2 separate regions of the Mus musculus genome follow, and region 1 is linked to region 2. Evidence: chromatin loops called from intact Hi-C (ENCODE). Cell type or tissue: left cerebral cortex. All regions are shown on one strand.

What was found. Peaks named below come from ENCODE experiments on the same cell type or tissue, not always from the same donor. Only the 100,000 strongest peaks of a DNase experiment are listed, where the experiment ranks them.
Region 1: a loop joins it to region 2, with 2.0 times the contacts of the local background. A loop is called at or near these places in 15 of 42 quality-filtered maps.

Annotation. Positions count from the first base shown.
Region 1 is chr7:100,587,851-100,590,350 of GRCm38, reverse strand. It overlaps a transcript of Mrpl48 not described here. Among named protein-coding and RNA genes, the nearest start is that of Mrpl48, 6.0 kb to the right of the region's middle. In left cerebral cortex, a CTCF peak has its summit at 1,046; no DNase peak of the experiment used is centred here.
Region 2 is chr7:100,537,085-100,539,584 of GRCm38, reverse strand. It overlaps Coa4 (cytochrome c oxidase assembly factor 4), which reads right to left and starts at 2,485. Exons shown (of 2, transcript NM_183270.2): 1 at 2,393-2,485; 2 at 1-513. The coding sequence starts at 503. The coding sequence ends at 240. Gm39058 (a long non-coding RNA gene) reads left to right here and starts at 2,466. Exons shown (of 2, transcript XR_869836.2): 1 at 2,466-2,500. In left cerebral cortex, a CTCF peak has its summit at 1,432 (motif pointing left); no DNase peak of the experiment used is centred here; H3K4me3 peaks cover 867 bases; H3K27ac peaks cover 782 bases.

The DNA.
Region 1 (2,500 bases), 51 kb before region 2:
CGTTCATACGTTTTATGTTTCCTAATTAAGTATTAAAGGAGTGAGCTTGTCAGCAACTGACTGGCTGTTCATAGCTTCACCACCCCTTTGTAAAGTTGTCCCACAAGAATTACGTGATTTGAGATCCTTTAAGACTTTATAATTTCAGCAGTTCTAGACTGAAACAATCTTGAGAAACTGAATCGTCATGTTTTGGGAGTGGTAATGACCTTTGAAGAAAGAATTTTCACCAAGTTAGGAATATCTAACAAGCAAAGGCTTTTCAAAACTGCATCCTTTTACAGAGTGTCACCCCTCCCAGCTGTACCCAGTATTTCTCAACTAACAGGAAGGAAAGCAGTAACAACTTTGAACTCTGATCCTCCTAAGTGTCTGTATGTGGTTTGACTTGTATTACACTCTCTAATCAGGCAGAGAGCAGGTTAGGAGACAGTTTTCTTTCTTTTTCTCTTGTGTGGGGAATGGAGCCCAGGGTGTTGTGCATACAATGCACACTAGTGCTCAGTAAGTGCTCTGTTCTTGAGCTACATCACAACCATTTTTCCCTTGTTAAGGCAAGGTCTTCCTGGGTTGTTCAAGCAGGTGACACATTTTTGAACTCAAGGGATATCTCTGCTTCAGCCTCCCCGGCTTCTGGAGCTACCAGGATGCACCATGAGCTGAATGGGGGTTTCACATGGGCTCAGTCTCTTGTTTGACTGGAGGGAAATAACTTTTGGTAGCTTTTGGTCTCTTCTATGTGGCTTTGTGGATAAATGAACACATAGAGTTCAGTATGATTTGTTTGTTTTGTGAGATAGCCTCTCGTATAGCCCAGGCTGGCCTTAAGATCACTGTGTTTGTCTTTGAATTCCCAATCTTGCTATCTTACATTCTTATTTTATTTTTATTTCAATTAGCTTGTGAATAATGAGTTTCATTATATTTTCATGTGTAGAGATAGATAGATAGATAGACAGTCAGACAGATAGATCTATCATGCACTTTGCTCAGAGTCACCCTCTGTTGGAAAATGGCAAATTTCTTTTTTCTTTTTTCTTAAATTATTTATTTATTTTATATATATGATGAGTACACTGTAGCTATCTTCAGACACACCAGAAGAGGGCATCGGATCCCATTACAGATGGTTATAAACCACCATGTGGTTGCTGGGAATTGAACTCAGGACCTCTGGAAGAGCAGTCAGTGCCCTTAACTGCTGAGCCATTTCTCCAGCCTGGAAAATGGCAATTTTCTATGTCATCAAATACCAGGAAGTAGAAAGAACATTTCCTTTAAAGTTGTTTCCAGAGTACCTTAAAACAATCTTTCTCGCCTTTCTAATAATAAAAACAAAAACAAAAACAAAAACAAAAAACAGTGATGGAGGCATAGTGCAGTGGTAGAATGATTGTTTAGCATACAGAGCACTGAACTGGATCCCCCAAAACACACATGCACATACACAGTACCTGTGTCTTCTAGTCTTGTGGTGTCACACAGTGGTATATTCTAGAGGCTCTGAGTGACTTGCTGTAGTATGATAATGACTTTCATGCTTCTACTTTTTAAGTATATTTGTGGCTTTGGGGCCTTGGGTAACAGCAATACAAAGGATTCCTTTTTGTTTGCAAGTATTATTTTCTTTGGCATAGAATTCACTATGTAGATCAGGCTTGCCCCAAATTTGAAGTGATCCACCTGCCTCTGCCTTCCAAATACTGGGGTTAAAGGTGTGATCCACCTCACTCAGCAAGAAATATTGCCTCATGTTGTAATGTGTAAGGTACAAACCAGTGGTTTAGCCCAGGCCGGCCTGAACTGTGTGGGATGAAGGTAGATGGAGATAGCCTCTCAGATGGCCTGTATTCAGTATCCTCTGCTGTGTCCTCACATTGGCAGCTGAGTCATCTGGGAAGACTATTCTCAACAGCGCACACAGAGCTTCCTTGCTGATAGTCCTCTACACCCCTAATTCTCCTCTGTGATCCCCCCCCTCACTGGGCTTCCCTCTTTCATCATTTAGTTCTCTCTCCAGGGTGGAGTAATCACTGCTCACACAGCCGTGCCCTGAACAAACAGAAAACCGCTGGTGAAGGAGAGCCTGGGAGGTAGTGCTGTCTCTCTGGGTTTTTTGTTTTTTGTTTGTTTGTTTTTTCTAGGTAGCCAGCCCTCTTCCATCTCTGAGCTTTTATATGTGCAATTTCTTTTTAAGTATGACTTCCTTTGTGCCAAAATATAGAAGCAGAAAAGACTTACTAAAGTTAATCTAGTTTGTAGTCTGAGGTAACTTACTTTATATATTTTCACTAAAGCCATAAATTAGAGCTTTGGGGCATCATTGCAGGCTTTTATTATTATTATTATAGGTGGCCATAGAGTTACTGCTTTAAAGGAAGTCTGACTTGAGATGAAACATCATCTTTTAAAGGGCCTGCCTTTGTTCTTTTGTCCCCTAAGGCTTTCTCTGATGTGGTTGTGCTGGGGACTAGATCAGGTTTATTTCAAAAGAGCCTTT
Region 2 (2,500 bases):
GAGGGAGTGTGGTTGTAAACACAAATATTGGTAGAACAAGAATGTGGAGGATATGTGTGATCTGACCATAGATCAGCTCATGGTGACCGTCGTGTGCAACCTCATTGGGTCTGGCTGTCAATCCTGTCCCGAAGACTGTCCCCAGATTTTACACCACTTCTATTACTTAGGGTTTCTTCTTCCCAGGTCTCTCTGGGTGCTGATTTCGTCAGGCCCACTGTGTGAGATGGTATAAGGTCTCAGTGTTGAGCACTGGCTTGCTCTTTCCTCCTCTGCAGCTCCTCCCTCCGTCTTGCCTGCTGTGCACTCATACAATCCCTGAAGGCCTGCACTTGCGGCTGGCACTGGCGCCAGTCCTGGTGTTGGGCCATGCACTCTTGCACTGCAAAGTGGGAGGCTGCACAGCCAGACCGGGTGATGAGCTGGTCCAGCGGGTCTTCCTCATCATCATCCTTCTTCACCGGGCGAGTCCAGTTATGGCCTTGTGGGACTGAGGTTGACATCTTGAGGAACCTAGAATATCAACAGACAAGGTTAAAGTACCGGTATGATTATACATTTCTTCCTGTTCATAAACAGTGACGTCTAAACTGCACTGCATGGCCTTACTTATATGCCTGTCTCCCTTAGGAGACGAAGCTCTTTATTGTCAGATGCTAGGCCTGATTTAGCATAGGGCCGCCAGCACATGACCTGACAGAGAAAGGGCCTGCAAAATGGTTTGATGAGTTGAGATAAAAGTATCTAAGCTCAATGGAGTCTGCTAGTGGAATGCAAGTTAAACAAAACATGCCATCTTTTTTGGAGATGTCATTTCTGATCTACCTCAAAACAAAACAAGCAAACAAAAAAACCCAAGCAAAGAAACAGCCTTTCTTCTTCTCTTCAGAAGAGTAAGGTTGAACACTTGGAAGACAGCCCAAGTACATGCAGGTTTGACTGGTGGGGGGAACTGAGGAGCTCAGTGTAGCTGTAGCATAAATCACGTGGAGGCTGAGGCAAAAGATGGGTCTGTGTGGTATGAGGCTGTTTAGTCAGCAATATCCAAATGTGAGCTTATTTGCCCAGACTGCTTCCCAAAGATCATCTGTTTCAGAACCCTACAGAATGCAGCAAGAGAGAACCCTACAGAATGCAGCAAGAGAGAACTCAGGAAAGGCTTCAATAGAGATAACTTCAACCTTTGCAAAAAGTTTGTTACGACGGGGTATAAAGGCGCTAAATGCCTCTTTTCTGTCTTATTCATTAATAGGTGGTTACTGTGTTGTGTGTTGGCTACTATATTAAGAGTATACAAGGGCTGGTGAGATGGCTCAGTGGGTAAGAGCACCCGACTGCTCTTCCGAAGATCGGAAGTTCAAATCCCAGCAACCACATGGTGGCTCACAACCACCCGTAATGAGATCCGATGCCCTCTTCTGGTACGTCTGAAGACAGCTACAGTGTACTTTACATATAATAAATAAATAAATCTTTAAAAAAAAAAAAAAGAGTATACAAACAAGACCAAGCTAGAGACAATTCCTGCCCTCATGGAGTTTACAATCTAGGCAAGTAAACTGGAAGTTTACAACAGTATGTACAGACAGCTGGGAAAACGAGGCAGGTCTAATCTGTCAAGACTTTCTAGAGAACCTGACTTCCAGGATGAAACTCAAGGATGAATGAGTTAGCCAAACATGGGAAAACTATTTCTGGCTAGAGGTAGACACATGAGAGGAATCACAAGTTCGATGACTGGGCTGAAAATGTAGTTTGGTAGTAGTACAAATGTCCAACGTGGAAAAGTAAATTGAATTTGATTCTCAGCCTCGTAAAACACTTCAGTAACTGGAGAAACCAGAAGAGCAGGAAATGAAAATTGGCAGAAATAAGTAAATGATTGATCAGCAAAGCTTTGCAGCCCATGTTAGGAGTTTAAGACTATTATCATGAGGAAAAGGGGTAGGTCACAAGACGATTTAAGCACTTCTCTATATAAACCTCACCGCTACGGAGGCACAATAAAAGGGTAAATGTCTTTGCCTGGAGACCTGTATTATTAGGTAGGGCCGTCAACAAATCATACACACACACACACACACACACACACACACACAAAATAAAATCGCTTTAAGATTCACTAGGTAGACTTTGTAAATAGCACTGCAGTATATGTCCAATACATGTTGTCCTCGGTACTCCTTGAATAAAATGAGTTCAACCCATGCTTAGAAATAAGGGCAGGCTAGATGCCTGACAGCTTGGCAAGGCCTTCTAGTAAGGCATGACAAGGAAGAGGAAGGAGAGAAATACAGGCATCCAAGTCCCCTGAAGCACCTCTCCCAGTTTCAGGAGCACTCCCGCCGTCCCCACTGTGCATCCGGTGTAGGGATGCGTGCGCAGTGCTCACCCGCAGGTGCAGAAGAGCGTGCGAGCGCGTTCCGCCCCAGACGCGGGGATTCGTAGGCAATAAGGACGCCCCCTGTTCTCTCCGCAGGAAGCCGACCCAGCGGGAGCA